Regions from separate parts of the Homo sapiens genome. Here all the other regions are linked to region 4. The links are chromatin contacts, found by Hi-C or POLR2A ChIA-PET in ENCODE. All regions are on one chromosome and are shown on one strand. Each heading gives the region's core, a stretch centred on a gene start or an enhancer-like site at or near the end of the contact. The rest is flanking DNA. Distances are from core to core; before and after follow the strand shown.

What was found. A loop is a pair of places that touch in the nucleus more often than their neighbours do. ChIA-PET counts read pairs that join two places held with the same protein, here RNA polymerase II (POLR2A). Pooled maps may share reads with other maps.
Region 1: a loop to region 4 is called in a map of PC-3, with 11 times the contacts of the local background. The contact joins the promoter of SAR1A here to the promoter of P4HA1 in region 4. A Hi-C loop is called at or near these places in 1 of 168 maps with a recorded cell type or tissue (PC-3) and 6 of 50 pooled maps. POLR2A ChIA-PET finds 5 or more read pairs at or near these places in 2 of 52 experiments (PC-3 and activated B cell).
Region 2: a pooled map shows a loop between it and region 4 (7-fold over the local background). The contact joins the promoter of VDAC2 here to the promoter of P4HA1 in region 4. A Hi-C loop is called at or near these places in 6 of 50 pooled maps. POLR2A ChIA-PET finds 5 or more read pairs at or near these places in 6 of 52 experiments (CD4-positive, alpha-beta memory T cell, PC-3, WTC11 and 3 more).
Region 3: a map with no recorded cell type shows a loop between it and region 4 (8-fold over the local background). The contact joins the enhancer-like site here to the promoter of P4HA1 in region 4. A Hi-C loop is called at or near these places in 1 of 37 single-sample maps with no recorded cell type and 2 of 50 pooled maps. POLR2A ChIA-PET finds 5 or more read pairs at or near these places in 1 of 52 experiments (PC-9).

The regions. Positions count from the first base shown.
Region 1 is chr10:70,169,253-70,171,952 of GRCh38, reverse strand. SAR1A (secretion associated Ras related GTPase 1A) reads left to right here and starts at 1,439. Exons shown (of 7, transcript NM_020150.5): 1 at 1,439-1,540. RefSeq lists enhancers at 945-1,024, 1,158-1,814, 1,815-2,473 and a silencer at 1,155-1,514.
Region 2 is chr10:75,209,374-75,212,073 of GRCh38, reverse strand. VDAC2 (voltage dependent anion channel 2) reads right to left here and starts at 1,278. Exons shown (of 10, transcript NM_001391963.1): 1 at 1,136-1,278; 2 at 885-940. The coding sequence starts at 915. RefSeq lists silencers at 1,005-1,374, 1,395-1,704 and enhancers at 1,349-1,643, 1,374-1,955.
Region 3 is chr10:70,499,571-70,502,270 of GRCh38, reverse strand. The region is part of intron 1 of PALD1 (phosphatase domain containing paladin 1); the gene reads right to left. Among named protein-coding and RNA genes, the nearest start is that of PALD1, 22 kb to the right of the region's middle. RefSeq lists enhancers at 1,811-2,570, 2,571-2,700. Within about 2 kb of position 1,354, at least 8 of the 41 ENCODE cell types and tissues checked have a DNase peak (open chromatin) inside an H3K27ac peak, as active enhancers do.
Region 4 is chr10:73,095,490-73,098,189 of GRCh38, reverse strand. It overlaps P4HA1 (prolyl 4-hydroxylase subunit alpha 1), which reads left to right and starts at 1,324. Exons shown (of 15, transcript NM_001017962.3): 1 at 1,324-1,424. RefSeq lists enhancers at 874-943, 1,188-1,943 and a silencer at 974-1,303.

The DNA of each region.
Region 1 (2,700 bases), core at 190-2,689, 2.9 Mb after region 4:
AGTTTTATTTCTGCATGTACTTTAGTCATTTCTGTACTTTGCTCTGTTCCATTGTGTTTTTTGTGTGTGTGTGTTTGTGCATGTGCACGCACACCAGTTTTAATAACTTAGGCTCTATAATATGTTTTAATATCCAACAGGGTTAGTTCCCACCTCCTTGTTCTTCATTTTGAAAGCCTGTTTCTGGACTAGTTTTGTTTGGTTTTCTATACGAATTTTAGGAACAAATAGGGTAATTAAAAAAAAAGAACGAAACCACACACGACCTATTAATCCTATTAGTACTTTTATTGGGATTATGTTAAATTTAAATTTTACTAAAGGAGAATTGAGATCTTCATGAACCCACAGACGTCATTCATCTTTCCATTAGACTGTTTTATTTGTAAAATGAGAGTAATAATAGTACCAATCTCGTGGGACTGTCCTGAGAATTAAATGAGAAAATGCATGCGAAATATACTGGGGTGAACACGTTGCTTTGCCACTTAGCTGTGTGAACTTGGGCATGGTAGGTTATTCTGAACATTGCTCTCTCATTTGTCAATAAGGATAATACTAGCATCTGGAGTCACAGGACTCCAATGACGGTGAAATTAGACAAAGCGTGCAAAGTACCCAGTGCTCTGCCTGGAACATAAGTGCACAATAAATATTAGCTGTTTTTCTGTTTTTCTAAAACATAGGCCACCCCAGGGCAAGGAAGTGCGACTCAAAGCAAAAGCAGCTGGGCGCGGTGGCTCACGCCTCTCATCCCAGCATTTTGGAAGGCCGAGGCCAGCGGATCACTTGAGGTCAGAAGTTCGAGACCAGCCTGGCCAACACGGTGAAACCTGTCTCTGTAAAAATACAAAAAAATTAGCCAGGTGTGGTGACATGCGCCTGTAGTTCCAGCTACTCGGGAGGCCGAGGTATGAGAATCGCTTGAATCCGGGAGGTGGAGGTTGCAGTGAGCCGAGATCGCGCCACTGCACTCCAGCCTGGGCGACAAAGTGAGACTCCGCCTCAAAAAAAAAAAAAAAAAAAAAAAAAGCAAGGAAGAAAAAAAGCAAAAGCTTGGAGGGATCCACCTCAAGTGGAGGGCCCCAAGGTCAACTCATCTTTCCCAGGACCTATGTCACCGTCGGTACCCACTTCTGACTTTCCTGGTGCGTCTGGAATGGGAAGCCGCGATCCCGAGTGTACCAGGCCGCTCAGGGACTCCAGGACCCAGCCCCGGACCCAGGGTTCCGGCGCTGCCACGTCTCGCGCGGTCAGCTAGCCAGACGGGAGCAGGCGGGGCCGAGGCGGGGCCAGACCCCGAGCGCGCTTTGTCACGCCTTATGCCCGCCCCTCCGCGGCCCGAGTCGCTGGTGGGACGGCACCGGGGCAGAGAGGCGTAACGCTGTGAGGGGGCGGGGCCCATTACGCGCCCGGAAGTCCCGGGGAGGGGTGTGACGTACATCCGGCGAGTAGCTGGCGGTCCCGGGTGCTGCTGGTTAGTGTGCTCTGAGGGAGGGTCCGAGCCAGCCGCTGTTTTGCCGGAGGAGCCCCTCAGGCCGTGAGTCTGAGGGTCGCGTCGGGGAGGGGAGTTGGGGCTCGAGGGGCTGGGACGGAAGGCGGGGAGGTCGGAGCGGAGGCTGGCCCTGGCGGGGTTGGGTGGGGGGGAAGTGACACGCAGGCGGTTCTGTGGGGCCGCGGGGCTGATTCTGGGCGGGGACGGGACAACTTGGCCAGATCTGCTCCGTCCCCTGCTGTCCTCTTTGCCTGGGGTCCACTTGCATTCCGCTCGGGGGTCTCGCAGCTGCTGGGCCGGATAACAGTTTCTTGTCTGTACCGTGCGCTCCGGTTTACGAAATGGCTCCATGTCCTCTGTCTCGGAAGAGCCTCACAGCCCTCGGTGAGGCGGGTGGGAGCCCTTTATGATTATCCTTGTTTTGTAGACTCGGAGACTGAGGCTGGCCAAGGCTCCGCAGTTAGCGAGTGTGAGCGCTCGAACCTGGTCTACAGGCCCCTAGTCCAGGGCTTACCCCCAAGTCAGCGCTTGGTTGTCTTCCGATGGCCCGGGTCGAACCCTGTATTTTCTCCTTCTCCCTTCCCCTTTTCCCCTGTCTGGTCTCTGCATGGAAAAATTTCCTTATGTGCATTTGACATGGATTAGCGTTTTCTTCACGATTCTAGCCAGTGGGTCAGGAGCATCTTTGTCTTGTTGATTCCATCGGCTTCGGTTGCGACAGGGGGCTTAGGGAGATTCGCCATGGGGCTGACCTTTGACATTTACCCCGCAGCTAAGCAGAGTTAGCTAAAAGCCAGCCGCCTACTACCCCAAATCTGCCTGGAATGGCGTCTTAAAGTTGCCCTGATTATGTATAACAAGTAATGCGTAAATTTTTAAATTGGCTAATGGTCAGATTGGTGCCCTCCTTTTCTATTAACATTTGTTTGAATCATTTAGCCCTGGAATTCGCAAGTTTTCATTTTAGGTACATTAATAGTGTTTTGTTGATAGTTTAGAGACCTACCTTAAATTTTAGATTACTCTTAACTTCTCGTAAGGTGGTACAATGGACCAAGAATAGAAAATAAATAGAATGCTAGTTATTAAAATACCATTCAAAAGATGTGATGAGTTGTAAGGAAGAGAACTTCGGAAGATCATCCTCTGTGTAGTTGGTGGGTTAAAGAAGTTTTAGTTTTTTTTTTTTTCCCCAGCAATTTTGT
Region 2 (2,700 bases), core at 29-2,528, 2.1 Mb before region 4:
CCATAAAGGAGATACCACCAACGAATTATTTCTAAAACAGATAACCATGATTATACAAACTTGGGGAATTCGTTTCAAAACGGAAAAACAGTCTATTACCTACAGCCTCACTTCCTAGGACTGGACAAGTACAAAGAATCAAACAAGTATTTGTGTGTATGGATATTTATGTATCTGCCAAAATTCACTGAGATGAGCTGATTTAACTAAATTAGATAAAACCGAAACCTAAGACTAGGCCCTTTACCCTGATACGTCCTTTAATATCTTCGCTGAGGGGAAAACCAACACCCTGGAGTGGGAAGAGAATTTAATACTGGGAATTTAAATATTGAAACTTGGAAAAAATACTGCCATGTGTGTTTCACTCAAATGTCTACATCAACTAAATATCAAATAGCGCTTCAAACTTACTAATGTGACTCTCAAGTCCTCGGCCAATGCTGTGCTGCTTAAGGGCAGGCAATCTGAGCTCATTACACCAGCTCATTCATTCCACAAAGCACGTCCACGCCCTTAGGAGCACAAGTAATGACCTTGCGCTCTCACAAGAGGGACTGCTACTTCCTCTAGAAAAGTGATTGATCCGATCCTCCAAAGGCAGAATCCCCAATTAACAACTTTTTACTTCTATACGTCAAAGACATGTACAAAGGCTGAAAAGTCCATGCGGCCACAGACCAACTCCCCGGGCCTTGTTCCCCATTTGAAATCCAGCAGCCCAGCCCCTCCTCCGCAGAGGAGGTGGTCAGACGGTGGGGCGACCACCAAAAGCAGCCGAATTTCCAAGTTCTTGGAAAGATAGGGGGAAACAAACTGGGTTTCTGGTCGACAGGCTTCGACTCTCCGCCGCCCCATCCCGCAGAGATCCCAGCTTTACTTACGACGCGCGCAAGTCTGTCCGTGGGTCGCCATGGCGAGGCCGCGGGAAGAGGGGAATCTGCGGGAGGGACAAGAAGTGCGGTAAGCTGGGGTCAAAGGGCCAAAGGGAGATCCCGGGCAGAGAGGGGCGAGGGGCCGCGGGGCAGCGCGGCCATCTTAGGAAGCCAGGGCCGACTCCGAGTCCGGCGCGGGCCTCCGGCTTGGCCGCCGCGGCCTAGGCCCCTGGGTCGGCGTGAGGCGGGCGCGGCGGTACCTGGTGGTGTCCTGAGGGGGGCCGCCGCCACCGCTCCGCTAGCTGCTGAAGCCGCTTGGCACGCTCGCGGTCGGGCTGCAGCTCCAGCAGCTGGAGGGCGAAGTGAAGGAGACACCGTTCCGCCCGCCGCAACCCTGTCCTCTCCCAGACAGGACCCCGCCGCTGCCCCCGGGGCTGTCCGCCGCGCCTGTCCCTGCAGCGCAGCCCGCTGCCAACTCCAACCTGCTCCAGAGCGGCCACGTGGACCGACAGCGCCCCGGTCCTGCAGGTGGGCTGCCTCCGTCCGTCGGTGGGGATCCGGAAGGCAGAAGCTGCTGGGCCTTGGATCAGGCAGCTATCCGGGCAGCCTCAGAGGCGAGGGGGCGGGGAACGGCGGAGGCAGCGCGCTGGGGACCGCCTGGGAGGGGGATGGGGCGGAGGCCCCGCGCGAACGCGTCACGGACGGGGCGGGGCGTCGGCGCGTGGCCGGGGCGATAGGGCGCGGCTGCGCACCAGGGTCACGTAGATCTCTCCTACTCCCCTTACGCGCTGGTGCGGGTTCCCCCCCGAAACAAAGCCCTGCATAGGGTGCCTGCGGGGAGTCAGCTGAGCGTTACCCACGTCCATCCTAAGCTAGCGCAGCCTGCGCTTCTGAGGGACCGCTTCTCTTTCCCAGCCCAGGGAGAACGAGTGGGACACAGGGGCGCCACCTCCAGCCCCTCGCGCTCTTCTGCCCTCTTTTCCCACCTTGGTGTGACTGCCTTGCTGTGCTGGGTTGTGTGCCTGAGAGGCTTTTTGGGACTGCCTCTCCCTGAACAAATGTGAGCGGGTCCTAGCGTGCCCCACCCATTTCCACGCCGCCTTACGCTTTCTCTTCCGCGGCTCCTCCCCACTCAGGCATGGCACTGCTTCACACACGCACGGAGCCGGAGCTTGGCGAGGCAAGCCTGCTCCGGGCCCAACCTCCTCTGGATTATGGGCCTGGAGAAAATGTGGAATCATGCTGAGCAGGCGTTAGAATGCCGCACCCGAGTTCCCCGGGTGTGCAGGAAGGGTGACAGAGCTATTAGATAAAATGTATATGGGAGACCGTTAGTTTAGACTGACCTCCTGCATTAGGCCCATCAGACCAAACCAAAATGGGGTTACTCATGCTGAAGTTTCACACTACCACGCCAAAGCTAGGATCTTTATCTGACCTTCCAAGAAATCAGGAGAGAAACAGATGCTAGCCAGATCCCCAAACAGGCTGGGCGCGGTGGCTCACACCTGTAATACCAGCACTTTTGGATGCCGAGGTGGGCGGATCGCCTGAGCTCAGGAGTTCCGGACCAGCCTAGGCATAGTAATACCCTGCCTCTACCAAAAAAAAAAAAAAAAAAAAAAAAAATAGCCGGGCGTGGTGGCTGGCGCCTGTAGTCCCAGCTAATTGGGAGGCTGAGGAGGGAGGATCGCTTGAGCCTGGGAGGTTGAGGCTGTAGTAAGCTTAGATGGTGCCACTACTGCACTCCAGCCTGCCCGCTGGAGTAAGACCCTGTCTCAAAACAAAAATCCCCAAACAGGTCAGTTTTAGCTGGCATGAAGAA
Region 3 (2,700 bases), core at 105-2,604, 2.6 Mb after region 4:
AAATACTACATGATTCCATTTATCTAAAACTCAAAAACAGGCAAAACTAGTCTATAATGTTGGAAGTCAGGCAAGAAGTCCTGTTGAGAGCAGGAAGAGGGTGTGGTGATGGGATACAGGAGTCTGTATTTTTTGTAGAGATGAGGGTCTCACTATGTTGCCCAGGTTGGTCTCGAACTCCTGGCCTCAACTAATGCTCCTGCCTCAGTCTCCCAGGGCACTGGGATTACAGGCATGAGCCACTGTCCTTGGCTCTTTTATGGATGTCAAACTTCGAATGAAATAGCAGCTTATTTACTGATGTAGAAAAATATCTACTATATGTCTAGTTTAAAAAAAAAAAGACACTACAGGATTTTAGAGTTTTGTTCCATTAAAAAGGGGGAGGCCTCTTGTATACAAATGTGCATGAACACAGGTATGCATGCACGCACGCACACACACACACACACACACAGAGTAAAAATGTCTGGAAGGACAAATCTCAAAACATCAATGGTGAACCGTACTTATCTCTGAAAAATGGGATCTCAGATGATTTTTCTCATCTTCCTGGATATCTTTATTTTCTCTCATTTCCCTACAGTAAACATACACTATTTAGAAAAAAAAGAAAGACAAAAAAGAACTACACAGTGGCCACTGACACCAGCAACCATGGTTCTGCAACAGCTTCACAGCCCAAGGGACCCTGACCCCACGGGGTGAGGACGCTCCCGAGGTGCCACTGCTGGAACGCTCAACACCTTCTCATGGGAAAACTGGCCAGTGGGGTAAGAAGGAGCTGCGTAGACGCCAGCGCTGTCCCTCACCAGAGGCCCATGGCTTGGCCTCTCTGAGCCTCGCTCTCCTGCAGGGCAGTGAAGGTTAAATAAGGCCATGATGTCCTGGCCAGACCAGGTTAGTTCTCAGGATGGTTCTTACACTCAGGTTCCCCCAGGTTCCATGGAGGCCCAGGGAGGCCGAGAAACTTCCTCACCTCATGCAGCAGGCCTGTGAGGCCTGGTTTTCCCCAGAAACAACCACAGGAGGCACCCTGGCCCACACAGTCCTCCCCACAATTGGAGTGTGGTCTGGAGGCCTGACCCCAGGAAGTTCTCTCCCCTCCCTGGGCCTCAGCATCCCCAGGAGTAAAAGGAGCAGGCTGGGCATTGCACTTGACCTCATGTAGCCTCCCTCAGTGGCAGGAAAGGTGGGATGGCTTATCCAGACAGGAAGTGACCTTGCCGGATGAAAGACAGGCCAACATTCCATCAGGAGCCCCCACCTGCTGGTGGCCTGTGGGGTCATGGGAGCCAGGAATGGGTGGGCATACAGAGGCCAAGGAGGAAACAGGATTTACTGCAGAAGGCCAGGCACACGGCAGACCCCCGGCAGGGAAGTGACTTCATTTCACACATTGTCCTCTTCACTTCCGCCCCTGGCATGGGAGGAACTTAACCCTAAGAGGGCCATATTGCACCGGCTCCAGCCAACTCCACACGGACCAGAGCAAGAGAGTCCAAGCTTTCTCCTTCCCCCACCCCTATAATCCCCAATCCACAGATGAGGAAACTGAGGCACAGAGAGGCTGACAGAAGCGCAGGGACTCCAGCACCTTTCCCATTATACCGAGCTGCACAGTGGCGGAAGACGTTAACTAATGGTCGGGAACTCTGGGAAGGCTTCCCGAAAAAGGAACAGAGCTGGGACTTAAAGGATGAGCAACATTTGATAGACCGGAAGGGGGAGGAAGCACACTCTGCACAGAGGGAGCAGCATAGAGAGAGGTGCCTCCTGTATAGTATTGTGGGAAGAATTAAGGTGCTTGTGAGGCCAGAATATAGGATGAGGTGGGGTAGGCCGAACCCCAGTCCCTGGGGACCATGCCAGGATCTTAGGTGTTGCTCTGCGGGGTGTGATGTGCTGCCCAGCTGTGGCAATGGGAGAGAAGCACGACCACGGCCTGTGTCCACCTAGTGGGGCTGCAGGGAGGAGGCACCATGTGGAGGCACCTGAGCAACAGGGTGGGTACTGCTCTGGGACATCTGGGGTGCAAAGCTCACCCCACCAACCCCAAACTAAGAAAGAAGTTCACAGTTCCAATAGTACCACGTGCCAAGGTACCACACACCAGACCAATGAGCAAGCAGGGCGTTGAATGCAGACTGTGTGGGCTCGAGCCTTAGCTCCACCACGACCAGCCTGATGCCCCTGACTGAAGCTCCACCTCTCTATGCTTCAACACCTGTCAGTGAAGTCCATGCCCACACCCACCTCTGAGGCCATGAGGACTAACTGAGAAAACCCCTGTACAGATCCACCTGAGTGTCACAGCTGGAGCGTGACAAAGAGTCACTGCCATATCATTTCTCCAAATAGCCCTGCAGCTACAGATTGTGGCCATTCTGATGCATCAGGAGGCTGAGTGACTTGGCCTAGAACCCACAGCAAAGAAACAGTGGAGCAAAGATTCAAACTCAGGCCGTCTGGCCCTGAATGCCTAGGCTCACACCAGCCCATCAGGCAAAACAAAACCCACAAGAATGAACCTGCACCTGCCAGCTGTGGCTCTCCAGGCCCCCGGGCAGCTTCGGGCAGGGGAGCAAGCACTCCACCACCTCAAACCTCCAGTGGCAGAGGGAGGAGCAGGGAGAAAATGCCAGGCCACGGGAGAGGAAGAAAAATATTTTTAAGTTTCTCCCTCTTCCTGTTTATCTG
Region 4 (2,700 bases), core at 75-2,574:
GTCTGGGCTAATAGAAGATTCTCATATCTGTGTCTGCGTTCCATCTGTATCACAGGCATGTAGTCTCTGGAAGACCTCACTGTATTGTTATTAGAGTGAAAAAGGCAGTAAGTCTTAGTATGAAAATAAAGTCTTAGTATGAAAATAATTTTGACCTTATGGATTCCCTGACTACGCTTTCAGAACCATTGATTTAGACATCATTATATCTACTTTTTAGTTGCCTAGTGCTCCCAGAGTACCCTCTCTCTCTTTCTGTAGCTATATAATCACTCACCTCCTGCGTAAGTCAAATGTTAATTATTGCTATACTTTTTAGCATACATGGAAAACTTTAGAAACCACAATTCTTAATGAATAACAAGTCTTAGCAACTCATTTTTCTCTTTAACTGACAAGGAAAAAATTATCTTCTTCATTGTATTCTCCCTCATAGTACAGGGAGATATAAAGAAACCCTTGGTTTGGGGTTACTTTATAACTAAGGCAAATGTTAGACTAAGATCAAACGCAACATTGGGTGCCTTATATAAATTAATGTTACTGGAGAATCTAATATTTACTAAGTCATTTCTGTGTGTGAGGCATGTGTTAAGTGCTTTACATACATTATCTCATTTTATTCTCACAAGAATCTTACAAGATGGGTAGTACCGTCATTTCTATTTTACAGATGAGTAAACGGATACGGAGAGGTTGTTAATGCCTAGTGTTACACACAGGATTGAGGCAGGATTTGAATTGAGATAACCTGACCCTGGAGCTCTTAGTCTATTATCTACTGATAAGGTATAAAGGTAGGAGATAGAGCACGATTAGTATAAAATGAGTGCTGAGATGTGAGAGGAACAAGACAGCTGAGATACCAAGACTGAATCTCTATTATTTTCCACCCTAGAAAAATTCTGCTTTATTTTCTACACTCCCACGTTCCTCTTCTCATTTTTAAGATACTTTATTGCCGGCGGCCTCGTCGCTTAGGCCTGACGCGGACCCTGAAATCAAGGAGGCAAACTGAACAGGAGCGGGGGAAACCCCGTGGTAACCACGGTAACGGTGGCGGGGCGAGAACCCTGCGCAGGCGCGTTACATCCCACTCCCGCTTACCCACACCACGGCGGCCGGTCCCAGCCACTCCTCTCGGCCTCAGACTCCACGGGCCGGCCACGGGTGGGGGCAGCAGGGAGGCACGGGCTTGGCGCCTGCGCAGTCGCCGGGGCGCTGGTGTGATCGAGCTCACGTAGCGAGGGCTGCAGTCGCCTCCTCCCTGGCGCTGCCATCGCGGCCTAGAGGTTATAAAAGGGCTAACGGGCTCCCTCTGCTGCCCAGTCGCGCCGCCAGCGGGCTGAGGGTAGGAAGTAGCCGCTCCGAGTGGAGGCGACTGGGGGCTGAAGAGCGCGCCGCCCTCTCGTCCCACTTTCCAGGTGAGACGCTCCCTCGATCCCGGAGACTGAGGCCACTGGGCAGCCGTGGACCTTCTCGGACGGCTGCGGCGATCCATTCCTTCCCGCTGTGGTGGTACTTCTGGGGCGGGGGTTCCCCAGGTTACCACAGCAGCCTCGGTTCCTTCCCCTCGGGAGACTCGGCCCCTCTCCCTGCGCCACGCGACTCCCGGCGCCCGCGCTCCTTCGTGCCCCCCTTCCCACCTCTGTCCCTAGTGCGCCTCGGACCGCTGGGGCTGCTGCAGCCTCAGTCCCCGCCCTAGGGACCAGGACTTTCTTGAATTTTCCTTCCCGGGGAGGAATCACTCTGTTGCTTTTTTTTTTTTCCAAGTTCCCCTGCACCTGGTCCTCCCTAACGAGGCTAAGGGGAACGCAAGCGCGGGGCGTGGGCTTTTGGCCGCCACAGCCGCAGATGGTTCGCATGTGGCGGTGGAGAGCGGATTTTAAGGCTTGGAGCTGGATCCGCAGCGCGCCAGGCATTTTTGCCCTATCGAAAGTCGCCGGGAGCTGGGGGGACCTCCCCAGAAAGTTCCGGCTGAACTCATCTGTTGCGCGCAGCGGTGCAGCATTAGCTGCCAGACGTAGCCCGGGGCGCCGAGCTTTCTGCTCGTAGCGCCGAGGAAGTAGGCTCTCAGGTCACCTCGTCGTCAGGGAAGCTTCCTTCCCTCTTCTTCCCCATAACTTTTTTTAAAAAGAGACAAGAGCTCTTCTCTCAATCTCTGTCTCTCTGTCTCTCTCTGCCGAGAATTTGCAGCTTTTAAAAGTCCACATCAGTCCAACAAATTCCATGGTTGTGTGAGGATTTTGAGTTGGATTACATGGCTGGCCCCCGGATGTATGTTTCAATGGGGAGGAAGGATGGTATGATAACTGTGAGACTCTTTCTCCTAAATAATCGACTCTGTTACATACAAATTCAATGTTTAGACACTAACATCTTACGCGTTCCGGATAGAGTGAAGACTCTTGGAATTTTGCACTGTTTTCTTTAAGAAAGGGTTGAAGAAGCAGCTAGATCCTCTTTTAGGAATTGATCTAAAAGGCCAAAGAGACTTGCCAATTTCCACTTAACTGTTTCTGGTTTCTCCGAGAGCAGTGGTTCTCGGACTTTCGCTTGGAATGCACTCGGAGGGGATGAAATAGCCACTACGTGAAGGGGGGAGGGGCAAAGACGTGGCAGCAGCGTTCTTTCATCAATTTTTTACTCTTTTTTTTTTTTTTTTTTAAAGTTCTGGTTAGAAACGTATTTCCCCTTTTA